2 separate regions of the Homo sapiens genome follow, and region 2 is linked to region 1. Evidence: chromatin contacts called from ENCODE Hi-C or POLR2A ChIA-PET data. All regions are on one chromosome and are shown on one strand. Each heading gives the region's core, a stretch centred on a gene start or an enhancer-like site at or near the end of the contact. The rest is flanking DNA. Distances are from core to core; before and after follow the strand shown.

Region 1 (4,914 bases), core at 2,196-4,695:
GAGGTTGATTACATATCTTGGCTATTGTGTAGTGCTGTGATAAACACAAGGGTACAGATAGCTCTGGACAAACTGATTTCCTTTCTTTTGAACACATACCTAGCAGTGGGGTTGCTGGATCATATGGTAGTTCTATGTTTTGTTTTTTGAGGATGATAACCTTTTTGTAGGCTCAGGTGTCCCTTTGAATCTGAAAAAAGTCATAAATGCTCTCCTAAGACATGTAACTTTTTGTAATTTTAGGGGGCTCCCAAAGCCTCTGATATTTATCAGAGATCCTCCAAAAAATAACGTCGGCTCAACCCAGACCCTCTATCTTAACTCTTCCTACAACTTCCCCAGTGGTCTTGTGTCTTTCCTGATGGTCTTCAAGAGCAGGAACTTCCTGTCTCTCCAGGCAGCCCATTCAAACAACAAGATTCAACAGAAACTTCTTCCCTCTGGTGAGAAGTCAGCTTCCCGGCATCGCTGCAGTGAGCCTGGAGCCCTGAGAACAGGTCAGCTCCCAGCTCCTAGACGGTTCCTCAGATGATGGCCTTTGGTCCTTCCCACCCTTCTTTCCTCAAAGGCTTTTTTTTTTTTTTTTTTTTGAGACAGGGTCTCGCTCTGTGGCCCAGGCTGGAGTGCAGTCGCACGATCTTGGCTCACTGCGACCTCCGTCTCCTGGGTTGAAGCGATTTTCCTGCCTCAGCCTCCCAAGTAGCTGGAATTACAGACACCCGCCATGACGCCCAGCTAATTTTCATATTTTTGTAGAGATGGGGTTTCACCATGTTGGCCAGGCTGCTGTTGAACTCCTGACCTCATGATCTGCCCGCCTCAGCCTCCCAAAGTGCTAGGATTACAGGCGTGAGTCACTGTGCCAGCCCTTTTTTTTTTTTTTTTTTTTTTTTTTTTTTTTTTTTGAGACAGAATCTTGCTCTGTTGCCCAGGCTGGAGTGCAGTGGCACCATCTCAGCTCACTGCAACCTCCGCCTCCTGCGTTCAAGCAGTTCTACTGTCTCACCCTCCCAAGTAGCTGAGACTACAGGTACACACCACTATGCCCAGCTAATTTTTGTATTTTTAGTAGAGACGGGGTTTCACCATATTGGTCAGGCTGGTCTTGAACTCCTGACCTCAGGTGGTTCACCCACCTCAGTCTCCCAACGTGCTGGGATTACAGGCGTGAGCTGCCATGCCCGGCTGGCTCCCTCTTTTTAAAATTTTTTTAGAGATGGGATCTCACTATGTTGCCCAGGCAGGACTCGAACTTCTGGGCTCCGGCAACCCTCTCATCTTAGCCTTCTGAGTAGCTGGGACTACAGGCATGTGCCACCAAGCCTGGCTAACTTCCCCCTTAAAGTGAGAGGCATGGAGATGACGGTGATGTTGCTTCTGAAAAGATGTCTTCATTTATGCTGAGAGCAGGTGTGGATGGAGGGAACCCCAAACCCCCTTTACATCCCCTTTTTTCTGACTCAGCCCAGCCTTGGCCAAGGGACTGGATATACCTTTCTGGGCCTAGATGAGTCCTACTGCAAACTAGCAGGCGGTTGATGAGATTGGGGTTACAAATGCAAATGCTTACACTGGGGTCATGCCAATAATAGAAACGTCTAGGAATATTCATTTCCTCTATAAACACGTAGGTTCTCTTCTGATTTCCTTGAAACATGCCACACTCTCAGTCTCGTTTCCTATTTCTGATGAATCCGTAGAGGCAGACTATCTAAAGTAATTAAAAAAAAAATGCAAGAGTGAAGGAAAATGATGGCGGGGCGTGGTGGCTCACACCTGTAATCCCAGCACTTTGGGAGGCCAAGGCAGGTGGATCACTTAAGGTCAGGAGTTTGAGACCAGCCTGGCCAACATGGTGAAACCCCATCTCTATTAAAAATACAAAAATTAGCCAGGCATGATGGCATGTACCTGTAATCCCAGATACTCAGGAGGCTGAGGCAAGAGAATCACTTGAACCTGGGAAGCCGAGGTTGCAGCAGGCTGAGATTGCCCCACTGTACTCCAGCCTGGGTGACAGAGCAAGACTGAGTCTCAAAAAAAAAAAAAAAAAAGGAGTGAAGGAAAATGACAACTGGCACTTGGTCTCAGTGGAGGGGAATAAGAGGGGCCTGCTGACTGTCTATGGGGAACATGTAGGATGCCCACTCTGTCTTTAGGGCAACTGGCACTCAGCATATGCTGATTGGTGCCATGTGGACATGGATGCCCAATGTTAGCAGATCTCACACACTTTCTAGAGAAATTGAACACATCAATTTTTATTTGAAATTTCCCGATTATTAAAACTTTGGCTCAAATTTTTCTTAAAAAGTAGGAGGGCCAAGTACAACGTATTCTGGACTGTGAGCTGCCAGCCTGCCATCTCCAGATTAGGTGGGTTTTTTGTTTGTTTGTGTTGTTTTGTTTTGTTTTTGAGACAGAGTCTCCATCTGTAGCCCAGGCTGGAGTGCAGTGGCGAGATCTAGGCTCACTGCAACCTCTGCCTCCCGGGTTCAAGCAATTCTCTGCCTCAGTCTCCCGAGTACCTGGTATTACAGGCACCTACCACCATGCCTGGCTAATTTTTTGCATTTTTAGTAGAGATGGGGTTTCACCATCTTGGCCAGGCTGGTCTTAATCTCCTGACGTCGTGGTCTACCCACCTCAGCCTCCCAAAGCGCTGGGATTACAGGTGTAAGCCACCGTGTCCGGGCTTTTTTTTTTTTCTTTTCTTTTGAGACAGGGTCTCCTCTGTCACTCAGGCTGGAGTGCACTAGTGCGATAATGACTTACTGTAGCCTCAACCTCCCAGGCTCAGGTGATCCTCCTGCCTCAGCTTCTTGAGTAGCTGGGACCACAAGTCTGTGCCACCTGGCCTGGCTAATTTTTTAAAAAATTATCTGTAGAGGCAGGGTCTCCCTATGTTGCCCAGGCATACCTTGAGCTTGTGGGCTCAAGCGATCCGCCCACCTCAGCCTCCCAAAAGGCTGGCATTACAGACGTGAGCCACTGAGCTATCCCAGATTAGGTGTTTTTAAAGCTGTCTTTCTGCTGGAATGTTCTATGGAGAGAGCAGTGAACAGGGAAGGAGGAAAAGAAGAAGGGATAGCAGGAGTCACTGGGGAATCTCTTTGAGACCCAGTTGCGGGGAGAGGAAGAAGGTCTGGCCTTTCTACTCAGTAAGGCTCTGTTTAGGTTAACCCTTCTTTTCCTCTTGCTGCTGGCTCTCACTTGGGAGAAACGTAATGGCCCAAGCCTTAAGAGTGTCTGAGCAGATCTGAACTGCATGCTCCAGTGTGTTGCTGGAGAGGCGTGGCTGTGGCTCTGGTGGAAGGTGAGAGGGGAGACCACTATCCTAGTCTAGAAGAGGCCTGAGGCCTCGGCCTCCAAGAGGACCGCTCTCTGTGCCCTGGCCTGCTGCTATCCCTGGAGGAGCCCCGGATGTCCTTCCGACTGGGCCTGTGTGTCAGGGAGAGAGAATGTAGTCTGTGGTCAGTGTGGCTGGCAGCCAGCCTGGCAGATGGCCAGAACCCAGAGCTCGCTGGGAAGGAGCATAAACAAGGCGCCTGGTGGGCAGCTGTGACCCAGAATCTTCCAGCAGAAGAGCAGTGAGGAAGGAGGGGGGAATGCCAGGGGGACCCTCGCCCCGATTCCCCAGGCTGCCCAGCACTCAGGCATCAGTCAGGGACAGCATGGGGCTCCCTGAGGCACCGGGCAAGCAGCTGCCACAGAAAGAACTGGAGGAGCCCACTTTGAAGGGGTCTCCTGAGACTCTGTGATCCCATGACTCTGTGATTCAGCTTTTCTTACACTGTAGAGTCACTCTGTACAGAGGACATCTGTGGTTTTCCCTTGCCGAGCATCCACTCTGCTCCTTCTGTTAGCAGCACCCTAGTTATCCTCCGGGAAACCACCCCGCCTCCACTCAGTCCATGCGGTTTGGGTGAGGCTGACTTTGCTTTTCCACCCTCCCAGCTTGAGGGTGGGCATGTGTGCCCGGCCTGGCCAATCAGCAGACTTCTTCTTCTGCTGGATCCAGTGAAACCCAATCCAAGGGATTTTGCTGGAACTCTTGGGAAAAGTAAAATTGACAGCAATTGGCTTGATGCATATCTGGAGGTGCTGGGGGCCATCTGGTCCTGACATGGGAGGAGCTTGCCAGAGAATGAAGCCATCACAGAGAAAGACAGCATAGAGAGGGAGGGAGAGGACAACAGATTGATTAATTGACATGTGTAAGAGACAGAAAAATAACTGAGACTTGATGAAATGGTTTGAGCTCCTAGATCCAGCTTTAAATGATGTAGTTGGTATCTAATCCCTGGACTTTTCAGTGAAGGGGTCTAGAATATGCTGCCATGGCATAAAAATTATTATGAGCAGAAGGGATTTGAGTTCCTGAAATCTTTGATCTGCCTAAAAGTAGAGCCTCCCAAAAGAACTCAATTATAAATCCCCTCCCAGAGCAATCAGGGAAGATTGACTGTTATCTCTGAAGGCTAGAAGTCACCACACCTAAACAGACTGTCACAAAATTATCATATCTCCCATCTATTCTCCTAAGGGCCCATCTCTCTTTCCTAAAAGTCACGTGTTCCTGTAAGTGCCCTTCTCCCTTTTCCTTCCTCTATTAAGATGGTATATAAACTCCCAATTCTAATGCCTTCCTGAGTCACATTTTTGTGTGAATTCCTTTAAGGATAAGATTAAATGATTAAATCCGTCTCTTCTCATGCTAATCTGTCTTTTGTCAGTTTAATTTGCAGGCCCCCAGTCATTATCCTAACAAGGTAGAGGAAAACTTTTCCCTGCCCCGTCTCCACCTGCTCATCTAAGCTTCCATGACTCCAACATTCTACACAAGTCTATGATTTACCTAAGAACTAAATTCTACTTCATTTTCTTCAAGGCAGAAAGAAGCCAGCAAAGAAC
Region 2 (5,263 bases), core at 1,456-3,955, 150 kb after region 1:
TTCTAACCTGCAAAACTGGGACAAACTCATCGTCTCTCCGAGGTGGGCAGCCCAATAGTAAACTCATACGGCACTATGACATGGCTATAGCAGTTCATGGAGCCTTTCTTGCTTCTTTGAGCAGCCGAAGGAACATTTAGGACATCCTCCCTTATGTATAAAAGGTTGGGCATTCTCAGGTAACTAAACAAATGGCATTTATTGCTCTTAGAAATCCTTCCCTCTAGAAAGGGGCAAATCAGGTAGAAGTCGTTCCTCCTAAGCTATGAGCAGAAATGACAACCACTTGAGTCTATGATAAACAAGGAAGCCCAATTTCCACGGCAGTCCTCACTAGCTCCATTCAGCCACCTCCTCCAGAAAAGGGCCAGGACCATACCCCTACCACTTTCCTTGCTTTTCAACTGAACCAACAAGACCTGGATTTCTTCTTGTCCAGATGCCTAGAATGTGCCACACGTTGGCCACTCTGTTCTGGGAAGAAGACCAAGGGAACAGATGAAAGCCACAGCCTTGCCAAGCAACGCAGGACAAAGACAGGTCAGCAGGTACAGAAAGAAAAGAAAAAGGCATTAATTGGACAGGAAGACAGCTACTCAATGAGGTAAAAACACTGAGTAGCTGGTGACCCTTTAAGCAGAACTCCTCCAGACACTCGGAGCAAATGCACTGACTGTGAAACCTGTGTGGGGGCTCAGGTACTGCACTAGGAAGACCTTTTCCTCCCTGTATTGGGCGCAGTAGTGTCCCCCCAAATGTCATGTTAATCTGGAACTTCAGAATGTGACCTTACTTGGAAATGGAGTCTTTTCAGATGTAATTAAATTATGATGACATCACATTGGATTAGGGTGGGTTCTACTCCAATGATCGGGTATCCTTGTAAGAAGAGAAAACAGACAGACAGATAGCACCATGTGACAGTGGAGGCAGAGACTGGAATGATGTACCTACAAGCCGAGGAATGCCAAGGATGACCAAGCACCAGCAAATTTAAGAAGGAAGAAGGAAAGATCCTTCTCTAGAGCCTTTTGAGAGTCATGGCCCTGCTAACACCTTGATCTGGGATCTTCAGCTTCCAGAGCTGAAATAAATTTCTGTTGCTTTAAGCCCTCCAGTTTGTGTGGTCCTTTGTAATGGCAGCCCTAGGAAACCAATCCATTCACTACTTCACACCTGTTCCCCAAGCCACCCCTTGCCAATCTCAGCCCAGGGACTGGAGGCAAGACACACAGGCCATGCCTCCAGCCCACCTGGACTCTTCCACCTTCCCAATGCCCCTCAGCCCTTCTCTCCTTGAGGGGAGGGGTGTGCAGGGATCACATTTCAGCTGCTCCCACCCACCTTCTGCCACAGGAGGCAAACCGGCAGGGGAGTTTTTGTTTTCTTCCCTCAGCCTCCCTGTTTTGTAGCCTCTTTCAATTATACAGGTGTTCCTTAAATTTCATTCGGTCCCATTCTAGATATACACATAGATACACGTATTTGGCCATAACCATGTATTCCCTGTACTACCACTTATCTTTATATAGAGTTACTACTTTTACTTAAATTTGTTTTAAAATAAACTGCGACATCATTATTACAATAAATGGAAAATCGCAAACGCAGAGCTTGCTAGATACATACACATTCTTAAATTACACATTAGAATGAATACACAATATTTTTTAAAGACCCCTTCACGTACGGTTTAAAATAACCTAGGGTGGCAATACTATAGGAAACACTGCCTTAGAGGTACAGTGGCTGTCTCTGACTAGTTGGCCCAGAGTTCTGAGCTCCTTATCAGAAAAACCAACTTCAATCTCTCCCATCTCCAGTCTCTAACCCCCGCCCCCCAATTCCGCTCAGACACTCCGGGAGAAGGTAAAGGGTAAGAGGAAAAAAAGGCACCCGGGAGTTCTGAGTTCCCACGCAGGCGACCTGAGAACACGAAGTCGAGACCGAAGGAGACTGTACCCAGTCTTGAGAGTGACAAGGGCAGGGAGGGACTGACCTTCTCGCGCAGGGTGCAGTGGACGTCCGAGGCGACGCGCCCTTCCCACCACGGCTCATCCATCATCGCGTACGCAGCGCCGCTATCCGAGGCTACCCGGCTCTCAGGGCGCACCCTGCGTGGACACGGGCAACTTCAGCGGCCAGAGCGTACCCCGGGCTCCGACCCCCGGTGTCCCTATCCTCTCTCGCCCCTGGCCCCGGGCCCCGGCGGGCGCCCCCTCCTGCGCCGCTCAGAGGAGCTGGAGGTCGCCTCTGGTCCGCGGAAGGCTGCGGTGCCCCCTCCCCTCTGCTCGCCGGACACGGGGCGATATGGAGCTGTGCAACAACTTGCAGAATTTTTATCTTCCCTTTTGCAAAAGTTGCAGAGAAAGTTGTCAACTCCGCTAGCTCGCTCGAGGCTGGGGCTCTGGCGGCGGCCACAGGCTCGCCGTCCCCAACTCCTCCCCCGCCGCCCAGCCTTTGTCCTGCTCCCACATCCTGCCCTCGAGCCGGGGCGAAACTCACGCATCCTCTCTGGGCGTGGGGGGCTGCGAGCGCCGGGCCCCTCCCAGTGCCGAGCCAGCCGTGCCCTCTGGTGCCTGCCGGCGGTTGGACCCTCGTCCGAGGCGCTCCGCACTCCCGACGGCCGCCTCCGCAGCCCGACTAGCCCCCGCCGTCGCCGCGCCCCTGCGTGCGCTCGGGTCCCGCCGCGGCTCGCAGGCTCCCGGCCGCCGGGGGCCTCCCTCCCTCGCTGGGGGAATTGGGGGCCGGGCCTCGCGCATGCGCTGCCGGCGCCCCCGCGCCCCGCGGGGCGGGGGGCTGGGAATTGGAGCCTTTCTTTGCCAGCTCTGGCTCCGCTTCCTGCCCGCCCTCCTCCCTCGCTTCGGCGGAAAGCTTCTCTCTCACCTTCGCTGAGGCTAGTGGTAGCCTTCTGGGCACCCCTCCGGCTTGCGCAGGGAGCAAAGGGACCGCGGCGCCACCTGCGCGCACCACGCGTGAAACGTGCGGACAGGACGCCCCCAGAAAGTTCTGCCTTCCGCGCGCACTGCTCTAGCCATCCTTACGTCGGTTCCACCTGTTTTTCTTTCTCTCTCTCTTTTTTTTTTTTTCCTGTTTTTGTTTTTTGTTTGTTCTCCTCTTCTTTGAAACCCGCCCTGCCATGGGGAGGTAGATTTCCAAACGGACAATTCCAGTGAAAGCTGCAGAAAAACCACCCTTGTTCACCCACGAGTCCCTAATTCTAAAGGAGCCTAAGTCACTGGTATTATTGTGCTCCTGCAGAATATGAACTATGCCTCACATTGGAGGAAAACCAGTCTTTTTTTGCCGGGTCCGGTGGATGGAAAACATTGTCTTTTTAATTCAATTGCTTGCTTTTGGAAAGTCATCCTTTTGAGTCAGCCCATCTGATGGCATAGCATTGGGCTATCCTTCTTGGCTGATTGATTTTTGTGATAGTTTTGGAGATTCACAAATTTGGAATCAAATCCACTTACCAACTGGGTGATTTTTGTCAAGTTCCTCAAACTCAGAGCCTCGTGTGTAAAATGGAAATAAAAGTTAAACCAACCTGCTGAAAATTAAAGGAGATAATGCGTGTAAAGGGATAATCACTACACCAGGTATTAAGTGAACACTCAGTAAACAACTGTGACTGAAGAGCCTTTAGTTTCTGACTGCTTTCCTGCACATAAAGACACACCTGGGAAAAAAAAATTAAATCAGCTTTGATAAGCTTCAATTGGACCTTGAAGAGCAGTTTTAATGTAAAACAAACGAACCATTTTAAAAGTGTAAGATACCTAAAAATAAACTGAATAAATGTGCAGGCTCTTAATGAAGACATTACAAAGGTTGAAACATAATAAAGAAGGCTTGAAGGAATAGAGGCACAAACACCAACTTAACCCAAATTACTCTATTTAATAAAATTTTAATGGTTGTGGGTAGATTGGAGGAGGGGGCACTTAACATGTTTTCTAACCTTCAAATGGGAGAATATCTGCGAGAAAAGCTAAGAAATTTATATTTTAAAAATGGGGGGATGGCGGGGCGCGGTGGCTCACGCCTGTAATCCCAACACTTTGGGAGGCCAAGGGCAGGCAGATCACCTGAGGTCAGGAGTTTGAGACCAAACTGGCTAACATGGTGAAACCCTGTTTCTACTAAAAATACAAAAAATTAGCCGAGTGTGGTGGTGCACGCCTGTAATCCCAGCTACTTGGTAGGCTGAGGCAGGAGAGTCACTTGCATCTGGGAGGCGGAGGTTGCAGTGAGCCGAGATCGTGCCACTGCACTCCAGCTTGGGCAACAAGAGTGAAACTCCGTCTCAACAAACAAACGAACAAAAAAACTGGGGGGACAGACCTGTATTATCAAATCTTAAAGCATATTGCAACACTATAGTTAAAACAGTGTAGTGTTCACACAAGAATGGATGGATTAAGCATCAGTGGAATAACTGAAAGTCTAGGAAAATTTAATATATTTAAAAATTCACTGTATGATAAATGTGGCATTTCACTTTGTTGGGACAAGTATAAACGGCTAAATTATTTAATAAATTAGGTTGGGGGAAAAAAGTAAAACTAAGGACTTGTTTAAATATCACCAAAATAAATATAAGAACTCAGAGAACTACAAACAAGCAAATCACAAGAGGATAAGAAGAAAACATACACGAATTATACGGAGGGGAAGGCCTAGATACTAAGACATGGGAAGAAACCAAAGGCAAGGTGAGTAGACAAATTTGAATAAATATGCAGGATCTAGATACATCAATTATCATTGCCAAAAAGGCAAACGACAAATTTGAGAAAATATTTTTAACAAATGTGACAAAAGGTTGATGCTACTTTCTAGACCTCTGATAAATCGGTATGTAAAACATTAACACCCTACGTGCAGAAATGGATGCAAGACATGAGTAGGTATGCCGTCAGAGAAGGAATTCATATGGATAGATGTTATTTTTAAAATGCTCATACTCCCTAGCATGCAAATTAAAAGCTTTTTTTAAAAAAACAGTGGGGTACTTTTTTGTTAAGGAATTTTGGTCAATCCACAGTGTTGTTGGGAATATAAATTAAGACCATCTTTCTGAAAGACAACATAAATCAAAACATTTTAAACTGTATTATTTGATCCAACTCTTCCACCTGTAGAAATTTATTCTTTTAAAAAAAGCAGATTTATTTCAAAGGTGTTTCATCAAAAATGCTTTTTCATCATAGTGAACCATTAGAACAGGGAACTGGTTTAATAATTATTTGTCTCTTAA

The links. A loop is a pair of places that touch in the nucleus more often than their neighbours do. ChIA-PET counts read pairs that join two places held with the same protein, here RNA polymerase II (POLR2A). Pooled maps may share reads with other maps.
Region 2: a loop to region 1 is called in a pooled map, with 2.5 times the contacts of the local background. The contact joins the promoter of CCNJL here to the enhancer-like site in region 1. A Hi-C loop is called at or near these places in 2 of 50 pooled maps. POLR2A ChIA-PET finds 5 or more read pairs at or near these places in 9 of 52 experiments (AG04450, GM12878, H1 and 6 more).

Annotation. Positions count from the first base shown.
Region 1 is chr5:160,161,851-160,166,764 of GRCh38, forward strand. No RefSeq gene overlaps it. Among named protein-coding and RNA genes, the nearest start is that of PWWP2A, 45 kb to the left of the region's middle. RefSeq lists enhancers at 1-46, 704-1,358, 3,040-3,639, 3,892-4,186, 4,841-4,914 and a silencer at 3,892-4,186. Within about 2 kb of position 3,446, at least 32 of the 41 ENCODE cell types and tissues checked have a DNase peak (open chromatin) inside an H3K27ac peak, as active enhancers do; they include PC-9 and endothelial cell of umbilical vein, where a contact is called at or near this core.
Region 2 is chr5:160,309,859-160,315,121 of GRCh38, forward strand. CCNJL (cyclin J like) reads right to left here and starts at 2,706. Exons shown (of 6, transcript NM_001308173.3): 1 at 2,506-2,706; 2 at 2,000-2,114. The coding sequence starts at 2,065. RefSeq lists silencers at 2,635-2,754, 2,865-2,924.